Regions from separate parts of the Homo sapiens genome. Here region 1 is linked to region 2. A link is an interaction called in ENCODE POLR2A ChIA-PET data of the cell type or tissue named here. Cell type or tissue: Panc1. All regions are shown on one strand. Each heading gives the region's core, and the rest is flanking DNA. Links, peaks and the distances in the headings are about the cores only.

Region 1 (6,501 bases), core at 1,283-5,282, 170 kb after region 2:
AAAAAAGAGGTATATGTTGCTGACTCCATTTTACAGTCGGGGAAACTGAGAGTCATGTTTGGCACAGTTTAGAGGGACTTGGACCAAGATTTGGACTTTGCTCTAGGTGATGCCAGCCTGATTATTCTAACCTGTAAGCTACACCACCTTCTGGCAGTGGGCAGTGCCCAATGGGGGAGGGTGCGGGGGCAGTGCCCTTCCCGCCAGATGCCACCCCTCCCTTGAGCTTGGTCGAGGGTGATCTGCCTTCTCCTTCCTTCCTCTTCCATTTAGAAAGCAACGGGTCTGAAAGGTAATTCTGTTCTTGATGAGGGTGCAGGCAGCAGAGGGAATTGTCATCCTGCTGAAGACACACAGCTCTTCCATGCTCTACCCTATGTGTAATTTGTTCTTATCTGCTCCTGGAGCCACCACCTGCTACAGTGTAAAGAGACCCCACAGACTCTCTGGATCAAACTACTCACTGTCCAGAAGGAGAAAATGAGGTCCTATGTCTGTGGCTAGAACCCAGGCCTCTGGGGAGCAACCCAGGGCTCCATCCAGGGTGACCTGAGCCTGCTCTGCTCATCAGAGCCAGTCTTTACCACCCTTCATATCCCGGGAGCCCACAGGTAGAAAGATGGGCATTGCAGGTCACCGTGGTTCCCCCACTGAAGCAAGTTCCCTGGCTCGCGATTAGCCAGTGCTCTGCTGGTTCATGATGCGCTCCAAATGCTAGACCAAGAAAGAAACTGGGTCGGTGGGCAGGACACAGGACCAGCGCTCTGGGAGGAGAGCTGTTCTCAAGCAGTTTGGTGGCATCAGAGCCTCTGTGTGGTCAGTCAAGCAGGGCAGCCAATTTCCTCTCCTTTCAGCCCTAACTCTGGACTCCTGTACCTGGAGGGGCTCCCTTTGTGCTCCTGCAGCCCAGAAGCCCTCCGAGGCTTGACATGAAAGAGTCGCGGGATCTTGGACTGTTCCGGTGGAAGGGCTCCTAGCAAAACCCAGATGTTTTCTCTTCTTGTATGGATGGGAGGACCGAAGTCCAGAGAAGTGGAATAACTTGCCCAGGGTTGTGCTGAGATTTGTGAAGGTGCCGGATGCTGGTGTGCTGGTGGCTGGCATGCTCTGAGCCCTTCCTTCCCGCTGTTTCCCTGGAGTTCTGCTTGGCAACCACCCGCCTGCATTTTTGCAAAGTGATGTCATCTGCAGATAATGGTTTTTCCGTTCCTGGTGGAGCAGGAGTTCCAGATACAGTGCTTCGGGGGAGGGGCTCAAGAGAGCTGATTGTGCACTCCTCAGGCAAGTGGGGGCTGCATAGACCCCCTCCCCTCTGACAGTCACATCTCAGTTGTAAGGCAAGGCACCGTCTCAGGCTTCCTGGACTCCGGAACCTGGAATGACCAAAATGGCAGAGGCCCCAGAGACAAGCCTCCCCTGCCTCCTCCTTGTAGAGTTGGGAATCTGAGGCCCAGAGAGGGCAGAGCCTTGCCCAAGCTCACACAGCATTTACAGGCAAAACCTTGACTCACATCCCGACTCCTAACATCTGTGGCCACTTGCCCGTGGTTGGGGGTTTTTCACCCTCAACACCGTTGACATTTTGGGCCAAGGAGTTTTGTTGTGGGGGCAGTCCCTTTCATGGCAGGATGTTTGGCAGCATCCCTGGCCTCGACCTCCTACAGGCCAGTAGCACCCCTCTCCAGTTCTCAAATCCAGACACTGCCAAATGTCTTTCACCTAAGTTGGGGTGGGAGAAAGTAACCCTCCAGCTCCTAAGACCTTTATCCACTGCCATAGGCAGGAGAGGTTTCTTGAGTCCAAGCCCAAAGGGTGCTTTGTCTGAGGCTCTGACTTAACGTCAGGCACCTTCAGGATGGGAGGCAGGCCTGGAGGGGGCTATGAGGGGCTGGAGATGGTCCAGGCCCTCCTTCTGGTTAGGAACACTGCTTCCTCTGATCACTTTTCTTGGAGCAAAACTGCCGATTTATTTTCCTGGGGAAATAAAAATAAATGCTGGCTGTTGTAATCTCATCCCTGATCCCATCTGGAAAAAGCAGGCTCATGAATCTTGGCCGCCTGAGCTCTGAGGACTGTGTCTGGCGGAACCTGGAGTTACAATGGGCCTTCGAACATCGGAACAGTCACGGCTGACATTTCCTTTCCCGTTACATGGCTCCTTGGAATGTGAGCCCCAGGGGGCCGTCCGTGGGCAGGCGGAATTTGGTGGAAAGAAGTGCTGCACGGGCCGGAGGCCAGCTCAGCTTCTGACTTGCTGTGTGACTTTGGGCCACTTTTCTGTTCGTTTCTGGGCCTTGATTTCTCCATCTGCAGAATGAGGGGAGCCACGTTCCTCAACAAGGGGTCCATGGACCACCTTGTATCAGAACCATTTAGGGAATGTGTTTATGGCTATTCCTGATATTTCTGATTCCTCTTCCAGACCTCCTAAAGTTTTTATGCATCTCTAAGTGATTTCGATATATATAAGTTTTGGGACCCACAACACCAAGGACTTTGAACTTTCCACCCAGTTTCAAGTTTGAACACATCACAGTTCTTCAGCCTCCTTCCCCCTCATAACGAAGTGTAGAGTTATGAAGCTAGAGGGTAAAATTATGGGGTGGGCTGGAACTGGGCATTGCTCCTAACAATTATCTGCTTTCAAACTCTTGGCAGGGTCTCTGGGGTCCTTGATCCAACTGAAATCACTGTTAAAGCACTTTATTCCTCCAGTAATGAAACTCGAGCTGCTAGTTACAGAGTTTGGTTTCAAAATTGTGCCATTTATTATTTTTGTTGGATTGGCTTATAAACCCTCATATAGTCATACATCATTTATAATGCATTATTCCATGAGAATGCATTTTCCAGATGAGATTTATTTTTTCTGTTAAAAACTTAAAACTGTTCTTTTTTTTTTTTTAAATGGCAGTCTTTCGCCATGTGTTACCTATTTATACCACCTTAAGTGAAGGTCAGGAAATGCAATTTTACTTATTCTCAATGCTCCAGGGTTGTCATTGTGAGTTTTAACTACTGTATGCATTGATGTAAATTTTAGGGACTCCAAAACTCACTGTGCCTGAACTATGAATGTCCCCCAAGCTGCTTAGCCCTTGTGTCTGCTTTTAAAAGTTCTGCTTTGCTTCTATATTTTTAAAGATTTCTTCCTCATGAGATATCAGCAGTTACTTCTCACCACGTTATCATGACTCCTTTGGATGAAAAACCAATAACCAGTGTGTATCAGGATTGTCTGTAGTGTAAGAGTTCATAATCAATGAATGAGAGGACTCTCTGATGAGTCAGGGATGTGGATTTTTGACATTTGTTTTGGCAGCTGAGAATAAGGGGTAGTTTTTTTCTTTCTAATTTTCACCCCAATAGCAGCTGCTTTCTGAGAGTTTTCTAGATAAATGTGAAATGAGTGTAGATCGATTTTTCCATGTAACTAATTTACATTCTGGGTGAACTCATTTTGCTTCTGACTTAGAGGTGCTTTCATTTCCTTCTCATCTGCACCCTGTTCTTGGAGAAGCTGCTCCACCCCTAGCCCATGATACATGATGCATGACCCAGCCCACTGGGCCCCCTGATGCCACCTGGGCCAATCAGATTTTCCAGTCAGGAAATTTGCAATTGAGATTCAGAGCTGGAAAGAGTCACCTGCTCTGATGGGAGCTGCATTTGTGGACTGTGACTCAGAGGCTGAGGCCCCAGGGAGCCGACCCCATGGGCCCTGGGCAAGCCCAGAGTGAATGTGGAAGCCGGGCTGTGGAGGTTCCCTGAGCAGACAGTCCGGGTGTGTGTGCGTGTGTTTGTCTGTGTGTGTGCGCACATGCTGGAGGATGGGGCAGAACGTAGGGTCCCAAGCCCCTGAGGGAGGGGCTTGTCCTAATCAAGTCACAGAAATCAGGGCAGGGAGAGCATGAAAGAGTCTTGTTCCCCTCTCTGCATTTGGGAGATTCAGGCCCCGGGGAGAGGAGAGACTGACCCATGATCATCCAGAGGGGACTTGGTTAAGCTGGTCCTGAGCTCTGCCATGCATGTTCTGTTTTCCTACCCTGGCAGCTGGCTCAGAGCATGGATAGGCCTTGTCTCTCTTTTCTTTCTTTCTGCCAAATTCTTTTCTGTTGGGAATCTGAACAGCGGGTAGATGCAGTCATGGCATGATTTGCTCCAAATATCTCCCCAACAGGTGGTCACGGTGTCTACAATTCCATCACCAGATCTTCCATTTCCAGGAGTAACCCTGGGCAGGTGTATACCATGTGTCTTGTTTACAGTGGGGATTAATAGTTCAAGGAGCCCAAGGTAAGGAAACCCATATTTGATGAATCTCCAGACAATTTATACCCACCACACAGCCTTATGAAGATAGCCCAATCACGCCTATTTTACAGAGGGGAAAACTGAAGTTCTGAGAGGTGAGCTGACTTGCCCAAGGTCACATAGCACGTCAAAATCGGGGCTCACATCTGCATCCAGAGTCCAGGCTCTTTGCCCTAAAGCAAGCTCATCTGATCTGGGAGCTGGGGATAGGCTGAGGAGGCGAGCGGGTGACAAAATGAACTTGTCCCATGGAGTCATTCAGTGGGAAAAGTTGTGGTTTGGGAATTAGGGCCAAATGGCTCCTTAACCTTGGGCATCATGGTGGGCCTCAATTTCCTTACCTCTGCAGGAGGGAAGGACCGGATGTACTCTGCAATCCCAGAAAACTCAATGGGCTGAGGCAGGAGGACCTACTGGCCATTGAAGACTGTCCACTCCTGGTCCAGATTCCAAGTGACCAGGCAGAAAGAGCATGGACTTTGGAGTTTGATTGCCTGGCTTTAAATCCCCCTGCTCCACTCGCTACTGTGGTGTGGACTCAAGTAGGTTAATTAACTGCTCCAGCTGCAGTTTTCTCATCTATAAAATGGGGATAATAATAGTATCTACCTCATAGTAATGATTAAATAAGTTAATGCCTGTAAAGCCGCGACAGTGCTGGATACCTAGGAAATGCTTAATGCATTTTTTTTTTTCTGAGATGGAGTCTTGCTCTGTCACCCAGGCTGGAGTGCAGTGGCGTGATCTCGGCTCACTGCAAGGTCCGCCTGCCAGGTTCACGCCATTCTCCTGCCTCAGCCTCCCAAGTAGCTGGGACTACAGGCGCCCGCCACCACGCCCGGCTAATTTTTTTGTATTTTTATTAGAGATGGGGTTTCACCGTGTTAGCCAGGATGGTCTCGATCTCCTGACCTTGTGATCCGCCCGCCTCGGCCTCCCACTTAATGCATATTAATTATTGCTATCATTCCTGACACCCTGTAGTGTGCCCCTCGGGGATGAGAGGGTTTAACTGAACATCTGTCTCCTCCCGGATGCGGTGGCAACCCTGGGATCTGGCAGCAGTCCCCTGTGGGCTTTTTTCCTGGGCAAAGTGAGTCCATCATCACTCAGACATGACACACGGCCTGGCCACCCCCTCTGGGGCCACAGGCAGCCGATCCTGGGCTAAAAATACCAGTCTCATGAATGGAGCCAGGGAGGCCATTCTGGGATCCACAATTAGTGTTTGTGTTAAAACCCATTCTCTGACTCTCCACCCCTTATGTGCTGCTGATTCCGGGGAGACTGACATTTTCAGCTCCCAACACTCACTCAGGGTTTGGGGGTTTGGGAACGGAAAGGAAGGGGAGTACATCTGAAGGGTCCTTTAACAAGTAGGGAGGCAGCCGGTCACCCAATTCCCCTACTACCGAGTCGGGTAGGAATTAAAATTCCCCTTTATAGTGGAGGAAATGGATGTTTCCAGAGATTGCAGCCTGGGGATATATAGTTAAGTCTGAGTTCTGGGCCAGTGCTCCCTCCAAAGTCTCTTCTCCCTCCACCTGGTGCCACCCAACAGCCCTTTGGGGAGGGGTCCTGACTTCGGGGGTGGGAGCTGACCTCGGGCATCTTCCATCTCTCCTGAGACTTGAGGTACAGTCATCCTATGAAGGATCAGAGCTGGAAAGTGGGGGCCTGGCTCAGGGAGCAGCAGAACCAGAGCAGAAGCTGAGCTGGAGATGCCCTGATGGGGCCGAGGTGGAGGCTCAGGCCTGGGATGGGCAGTTGGACCAGCAGGTCCAAAACAGCAGAAGCCAAGGCAGGCAGCGGTCTTGGAGATGCCCTCTGACCTGCCGTGGACTGGAGCCTCTAAGATGCTTCCTCCTGAGGCTGGAGCTGATGACTGGCATCCTTGGGATGTAACCTGCGTGCAGCCGGCAGGTGAGGACGTCATGCAGGGCAGGAGCTCAGGCCCCCCAGAGGGGGTCACACCTGGCCGGGCCACTGCCCTGTGAACATCCTTTCAAGGGACCCTTTCTCTTGCTTGTTTGTGGCCCCGCTAGACTGTAAGCTCTTGAGGACAGAGCCATTGGGAATGAATGACAAGGTGAGTCTGGGGGCCCAGGACCCCAGACAGTAGCTGTCCTTACTGAGAGAAGGGTTAGGGCTCCCGGAGGCATGGAGAAGGATGAAGGCCCAACTTAC
Region 2 (8,373 bases), core at 2,596-6,595:
GTCAGAAAACAGAAGAGTTGTCAGAGAAGCAGCAGGAAAACTCAGGCAAGGGGGATGAGGACTGTGAATAGGCAAGTGGTCTGCATAATGAGGAAGACAATGGTGACTGCGGAGTGAATGAAGTTTCAGCAGTGTGGTGAGGGCAAAATAAGGGGTCCCCAGGCCGGGCACAGTGGCTCATGCCTGTAATCCCAGCACTTTGGGAGGCTGAGGCGGGCGGATCACGAGGTCAGGAGTTCAAGACCAGCCTGGCCAATATGGTGAAACCCCATCTCTACTAAAAATACAAAAATTAGCCTGGCGTGGTGGCGTGTGCCTGTAATCCCAGCTACTCAGGAGGCTGAGGCAGAAGAATTGCTTGAACCTGGGAGGCGGAGCTTGCAGTGAGCCGAGATCACACCACTGCACCTCCAGCCTGGGCAACAGTGCAAGACTCCGTCTCAAAAAAAAAGAAAAAAAAAAAAAAGGTGGGGGCAGGCCTTCAGTGATTGGAAAGAATCTGGAAGCAAAGGCAATACATGCCACTTCTCTAAGTTCCAGCTCCAGAACAACTAACTTAGATATGTCCTCTAGTTTCCAATCAGATTTCCCTGGAGAAGGTTTGGGATCCCTGGATGCCATGACCTTTGCCCCTGTTTCTTTACAGTATGGTCTGCTATGTCCACTGGAAGGGCACTTCACCATCACAGTACATGGATCCAGAAACAGACTTTACTCTACATAAGCCTTATATTCAAACCTGAGTGCAATCCAGCTGATCTCAACTGTGGTTGTTGCATTTTAGACTACACATATCTATATTATTTTCTTCCATAAGTAGCATCCATATTCCCACATGATTGCAATTGCTAACTTGCTAATAGCTTCCCTTGAGTTTGCTTCTTGCAATTATCTAATCAGAAGGCAACATATGCAATTTATTACAGGATGCAGGGAGCTCTGGGTGTTTTTTTTTTTTAAGTCAATGGTTCCTATCCTAGTTATACTGTTCTTTTAAACAGATTTAAATAATAAGAAAAGCTATTTCATATATACCCATGTGGTTAGCATTTCCAGTGTTCTCTTTATTCCTTTGTGTAGATCCAGACTTCCATATGGTACCATTTTCCCACAACTTGAAAGACTAACATTTCTTGTAGCGCATGTTTGCAGATGATGAATTCAGTCAGCTTTTGTAAGTCTGAAAAAAATCTTTATTTTACCTTCATTTTTGGAAGATATTTTTTGCTGGGTAAAGAATTCTGTTTTTCTTTTTCTTCTTTTTGTTTTATTTTTCTTAAGAGTCAGGGGGTCACTCTGTTGCCCAGGCTGGAGTCCAATAGTGTGATCATAGCTCACTGCAGCCTCAAATTCCTGGGCTCAAGCAATCCTCCCACCTCAGCCTCCCGAGTAGCTAGGACTACAGGCATGCACCACCATATCTGGTTACTTTTTAAATTTTTTTTGTGGAGATGGGTCTTGCTATTATTTATATACACAGGCTGGCCTCAAGCCATCCTCAAACCATCCCTTCACCTCGGCCTCCCAACATGCTGGGATTACAGGCATGAACCACTGCACTCAGCCTGTTTTTTTTCTTTCAATACATTAAAGATATTGCTTCCCTGTCTTCTGTCACATAGTTTCTGATGAGACGTCTGATGTCATTCTTATTTTTGCTCCTGTGTATGTAATGTGTAGTTTTTTTTTTTTTTCTGGCTGCTTTTAAGATTTTATCTTTTCACTAGTTTTAAGCAATTTGATCATGATGTACTTTTAGGTTTCTTCACGTTTCTTCTGCTCAGAGTTCATTGACCTTCTTGGATTTGTGGGGTTTACAGTTTTCATCAAACTTGGAAAAAGCCCAACCACTATTTCTTTAAATATATTTTCTGTCCCCTACTTTCTTCTGGGATTCCAGTTATTATACATATCTATTCCAGTTAATAATATGTGTCTATTAGGCTGCTTGAAGTTGTTCCATAGCTCACTGATGATCCATTTATTCATTTATTTTGGTCTTCTTTGTGTTTAATTTTGGGTGGTTTCTACTGCTGTGTCTTCGAGTTCACCGATCTTTTTTTGTGCAATGTCTAACCCATTGTTAATCCCACCTTTTGTGTTTTTTATCTCAGGCATTATATTTTTCACCTCTAGTTGTTCAATTGGGTCTTTTTATATATATAAATATATATTATATATTTATATATAATATATAAATAAAATATATTTATATATGATATATAAATAAAATATATTTATACATAATATATAATATATAAATATAAATATATATTATATTTTATATATAATATATAATATATATAATATATAATATATAAGTATACATTATATATATTTATATAATATAGAAATATATTTTATATAAATTTACATACTCATTATATGATTATATAATATACTCATATGATTATATAATATACTCATATGATTATATAATATACTCATTATATGATTACATAATATACTCATTATATGATTACATAATATACTCATTATATGATTACATAATATACTCATTATATGATTACATAATATACTCATTATATGATTACATAATATACTCATTATATGATTACATAATATACTCATTATATGATTACATAATATACTCATTATATGATTATATAATATACTCATTATATGATTATATAATATACTCATTATATGATTATATAATATACTCATTATATGATTATATAATATACTCATTATATGATTATATAATATACTCATTATATGATTATATAATATACTCATTATATGATTATATAATATACTCATTATATGATTATATAATATACTCATTATATGATTATATAATATACTCATTATATGATTATATAATATACTCATTATATGATTATATAATATACTCATTATATGATTATATAATATACTCATTATATGATTATATAATATACTCATTATATGATTATATAATATACTCATTATATGATTATATAATATACTCATTATATGATTATATAATATACTCATTATATGATTATATAATATACTCATTATATGATTATATAATATACTCATTATATGATTATATAATATAATAAATATATATATCTTCCATGTCTTTACTTCACATACTCTTTTTTTATTTTTATTTTTAAACAGGGTCTTGCTCTGTCACCCAGGCTGTGATCATAGCTCACTGCAACCTCGAACTCCTGAGTTCAAGCCATCCTCTCATGTAGCTAGGACCACAGTCATGTGCCACCATGCCCAGCTAATTTTAAAAGTTTTTGTAAAGATGGGGTCTAAGTTGCTCAGGCTAGTCTCAGACTCCTGGCCTCAAGCCATCCTCCTGCCTCAGCTGCTCAATGTGCTAGGATTACAGGTGTGAGCCACCATACCTGGCGTACTTAACATGTCATTTCTCGGTTGGTTTCTATTGATTTTCTCCTTATTATGGTTCATATTTTTTTCTGCTTCTTTGCCATACCTGTTCACTTTTTATTAGATACCAGATTTAACAAATTTTGCCTTTTTGGGTTCTAGATATTTTTATATTCTTACAAGTATTCTTTAGCTTGTTCTGGGATGCAGTTAAGTTACTTAGAAACAGTTTGATCCTAGCTGGGTGCGGTGCATGCCTGTAATCCCAGCACTTTGGGAGGCTGAGGTGGGTGGATCACTTGAGGTCAGGAGTTTGAGACCAGCCTGGCCAACATGGTGAAACCCTGTCTCTACTAAAAATACAAAACTTAGCCAGGTGGGGTGGTGCACACCTGTAGTCCCAGCTACTTAGCAGGCTGAGGCATAAGAATCACTTGAACCTGGGAGGTGGAGGTTGCAGTGAGCTGAGATCTTGCTACTGCACTCCATCCTGGGCGACAGAGCGAGACAGTATCAAAAAAACAAAACAAAACAAAACAAAACAAAAACCAAAATCAAAAACAGTTTGATCCTTTTGGGTCTTGCTTTTAAACTTTTTTTTTTTTTTTTTTTTTTAGATGGACAAGTACAGCATTTAATCTAGGGTTGATTATTCCCCACAACTGAGGGAAGACCCTTCTGAGTATTCTATCTAATACCTCCTAAGGAATTAGAAGGTCTTTCCACTCTGGTTGATGAGCTTAAGAACTATTCCTGGCCCTGTGTGAGCTTTAAAGATTGTTCCCTGTAATTCTTTGGTGGTTCTTTCCCCAGCCTTGGGATACTTTCCTCAAACCCATGAGCTCATTAGCACTTAGCTGAAGTTGTGAGTGGGGACTCTCTGGAGACCTCTGGGGCCCTCTCTTTGTGTGACTGTCTCCTCTCTGGTACTCTGCCTTGGAACTCTAGCTGCCTTGGCCTCCCGAACTTCTCAGTTCAGGGATTTGGAGTTGGCCTGAGTTCCCTCTCCCTTTTGGAAAGTCTCTCCCGGGAATAAGCTGGGCTGATCACAGGGCACAGCTTGTCTCTTTTCTGTTTCTCAGGGATCACTGTCCTTCGTTGCCTGATGTACAATATCTTAAAAACCATTGTTTCATATATTTTGTCCAGTCTTTTAGTTGTTTCAGGTGAAGGGAAAATCCAGTTCCTGTTATTCCATCTTGGCTGGAAACAGAAGTCTATATTGTTTTTTAATTTTGAAAAACTGAGGGCCTCTGGAATGTAGGATTATGCCAGGCCAAGTTGCTCATTATCAGGCCAGGAAAAGCAGCTCTTGAAGAGGCTGAAAGGGCTTCCAGCCTAACTGCGAGGGTGCTGAGTCATTCTAGCAGAGACCAGGCACTCTGCTTTTCTGGCTCTTATCAAGTCTTTAGCTTTTATCTTTGGACTCAACTTACTAGTTCACATTCCTTTGGTGGTGAAGGTTTGGTCTCTTCCACTTTGAAGCAGTATCTCTCCGCTTACACTTGAAATCTTGAATCTTTTACTTGGTTCTCTTTAGTCCCTGTTTGTGTATTTAGGTCACTAGAGGCTTCTACATCTGGGGCACATTAAAGTTCCTCAGTGGTATTTACAGCAACCAGCATCTGTTTCTGTAGAGAACAATTAACCCAAAGATACCACCTTGTTCTACCTTGAAGATGAATTACAGAGACACTTTTAAAAGGCAAATCCTTCATTTCAAGGGTGAATAAAATACCACTTAACAAAGCATTCCAGCTGGTTAAATTTAGGACATGAAAAAAACCTGACCCAAGAATATCGTCTGGCTTTGAGTCCAGGGTGTTTTTCCTTTTAGAGTAAATTTGGTACCTTTTCATTCATGTGAAGTTGTTGCCCCCCAGCATTTTATTCTGGGATGAAAGGTCAACAGGGACTGTCTTGTTGCTAAATCTAATGGACACTTCTCAGTTATTAAACCTACTGGACCTCTTAACAATATTTGACACTGTTGACTATTATTTCCTTCTTAATACATCCCCTGACTTTTCCTTCCCCTTTCAGGCCTTTCTTCCTCTGCCTGTTTTTTCAGTTGGTACTACTCTTGGTTCTGTCCTGAGCTTTCTCACATTAAACATTCCCTGTGGGCTGTCTTATGCATGCTCATGGCCTCACAGGGAATTCCTAAATCTATATTTCTAGCCTAAGTATTTTTTGCTGAGCTTCAGACCATTATGTTCAACTGTTCACTTGACATCTTCACTTGGATGGCACATGGGTCACCCAACCTTAGCAGGCTCACAGTTGAACTCATCCATTCTCCCCTCAGTTCAGCCCTGCCTCTCATGTTCTTCATTTCTGCAAAGGGCACTTCTAAACAATTTCTCAAGCCAGAATTCCTTGCATTCCATCTTCTACTCAATCACCATGGCCTGTTGATTCTATCTCTTTCCATCCCTATTGCCACTTCCCTAGTTTGGTCATTGTCATCTTTTACCTGGATGACCAGAAAAGACTTCTAAGAGCAATTTTTGCTTCCGACCCTCATGTCATGCAAACGCCTCCACCCCTAACCAATTTGTTTTTTTTTTTTTCGTATTCTAGCCAGAGCAATCTTTCTAAAATGTGAATTAAAGGCTGTTGGGATCTTGCTTAAAATATTTGACAACTGCTCTATGCTCTTAAAATAAAGCCCAATCTCCTTATAATAAAATATGCAGCCCTATATGATTTATTTATTTTTTTTTTGAGACAGAGTTTCGCTTTTGTCTTCCAGACTGGAGTACAATGCGATGATCTCAGCTCACTGCAACCTCTGCCTCCGGGTTCAAGCCATTCTCCTGCCTCAGCCTCCCGAGTAGCTGGGATTACAGGCATGCGCCACCACACTGGCTAATTTTGTATTTTAGTAGAGATGGGTTTCACCATGTTGGCCAGGCTGGTCTCAAACTCCTGAACTCAGGTGATCCACCTACCTCAGCCTCCCAAAGTGCTGGGATTACAGGCGTGAGTCACCGCGCCTGGCCGAGGCCCTGTATGATTTGGCCCCTGTTTACTTTCTTGCATATTACTGATTCCCTCACGTTCTAAGTTCCCTGCCACATTTCCCATTGTTCAGTTCCTCAAACGTACAACGCCCCCTCTCACTTTCTGGCCTTTACATGTTTTGTTCTTTCTGCCTGTAACCCTTCCTTCCTCTCCTATACTTGGCTAAATCATACTGCAGGTGATTTTCTTTGGGCAGTCTTCCTTGACCCCCTTTATCATCTTGGTTTGCCTAGCTCCCCAGATTAAGTGAAATGTTATTCTATGCTTCCAGAGGTTGCTGTGTTTCCTCTATTGTAATGCTTACCCAATCTCCCACTTGACTATAAACTCCATCTTTTTCACTGCTATATGTATCCCCAGTGCCCAGTTATAAGGCTCAGCTCCATAGGTGCTTAGCAAACACTTGTTGAATTGAACTTTAATGTGTCAGTAGCCACAGAAGTCTCAGTCCTGCTAGACCGTAGCCTTGCCACTTTGAGCAAGAGGACTGCTGGGAGAGATGGTATTCTATAATGGTTCTCTTGCTGGGAGCTGGATTTTTATTTCCCCACTGTTTATTTACTAGTTTAGCAACCTGATTCAGTTAACAACTCTGCATCTTAGTTGCTTCATATATAAATACAAATGCTTGAACTTTCTGAAAGCAAATGGTGGGCCAGATTTTTTTTTCTTTTTCATTTCCTTGGTTACTAGAAAACCCAGGTAGCTTTTGAGGCAATTTCTATAAGACCTTCAAGAAACAGATGATGCCAATGCAATTTTGGCTATTTCAGAACCCAGGAAAAAAATGAAGATTTGTCAGTGCTAGGTAGGAAGCTAGACAGAGACAAAAACCAAATAAGGTTAGAAACAGGAAACTATAGACAAAAGGTCAAAGGTAAAAATCTCTTCATAGACCAATTTGACTGATGCCTATAGATGTAAAAATACTAATAAAATATTAGCAAATCAAATCCCACAGTGTATGCATGATCGAGTCAGTAGAGACGGGGTTTCACCATGTTGCTCAGGCTGGTCTCAAACTCCTGACCTCAAGCGATCCGCCTGCCTTGGCCTCCCAAAGTCCTGGGATTACAGGCGTGAGCCACTGTGCCTGGCCAAATTCATTTTTTTAGTTAAAAACATTTTACATTTTTCTGGCCATAGAAAAGTCTTTAACTTTAAAAATTTTCACCCAACCATTTGAAAATGTAAAATGCATCCTTAGCTCACCTGTTGTACAAAAACAGGCAGCCAGCCAGATTTGGTTGGTAGGCCATAGTTTGCCAACCCCTGCACTAATATGTTCACTAAATTTGAACCATTTTTGCATCTCTAGGATAAATACCAACTTGATCATGAATATACTGTTGGATTTGATTTGCTTGTATTTTATTAGTATTTTTACATTTATATTCATAAGTCAGATTGGGCTATGTAGAAATTTCAAACTAGCTGTGGGGTATAGATGTATTCTATTTAGCCTTCATAACATTTTAAAACATTTTGAATGAGTTATTAATATTAACAAATTGGGAAATATTACATGGATTATTTAAGATTGCTGGCTTTTCTTTAAAAAAAAGTGACAAAACTGGGAGAATGTTGGCCTAGTTTCGCCACATTTTAATAGATCTGCTCTATTGTATATTTTCTTTCTTTTTTCTTTTTTTGAGACAGAGTCTTGCTCTGTTGTCCAGGCTGGAGCACAGTGGCATTATCTTGGCCCACTGCAACCTCTGCCTCCCGGGTTCAAGTGATTCTCATGCCTCAGTCTCCCGAGTAGCTAGGACTACAGGCGCATGCCACCACACCTGACTATCTTTTGTATTTTTAGCAAACATGGGTTTCACCATATTGATCAGGCTGGTCTTGAACTCCTGACCTCAGGTGATCCATCCATCTTGGTCTCCCAAAGTGTTGGGATGACAGGCATGAGCCACTGCATCCAGCCTCTATTGTATATTTTCTATTTAATTAACTTCTATTCTTACTTTTATCTTTTACCTTTGG

Evidence for each region. ChIA-PET counts read pairs that join two places held together with the same protein. Peaks named below come from ENCODE experiments on the same cell type or tissue, not always from the same donor. Only the 100,000 strongest peaks of a DNase experiment are listed, where the experiment ranks them.
Region 1: POLR2A ChIA-PET joins it to region 2 with 10 read pairs; 3 of 35 experiments call an interaction of 5 or more read pairs at or near these places.

The regions. Positions count from the first base shown.
Region 1 is chr9:113,619,503-113,626,003 of GRCh38, forward strand. It overlaps LOC105376222 (a long non-coding RNA gene), which reads left to right. Exons shown (of 4, transcript XR_007061739.1): 2 at 1-4,856; 3 at 5,943-6,237. Among named protein-coding and RNA genes, the nearest start is that of RGS3, 160 kb to the left of the region's middle. RefSeq lists enhancers at 1,423-2,294, 3,166-4,037, 3,715-3,774 and a silencer at 3,467-3,761. In Panc1, for the core only: no CTCF peak of the experiment used is centred there; no DNase peak of the experiment used is centred there; H3K27ac peaks cover 1,149 bases.
Region 2 is chr9:113,450,737-113,459,109 of GRCh38, forward strand. It overlaps a transcript of RGS3 not described here. Among named protein-coding and RNA genes, the nearest start is that of RGS3, 8.8 kb to the right of the region's middle. In Panc1, for the core only: no CTCF peak of the experiment used is centred there; no DNase peak of the experiment used is centred there; H3K27ac peaks cover 623 bases.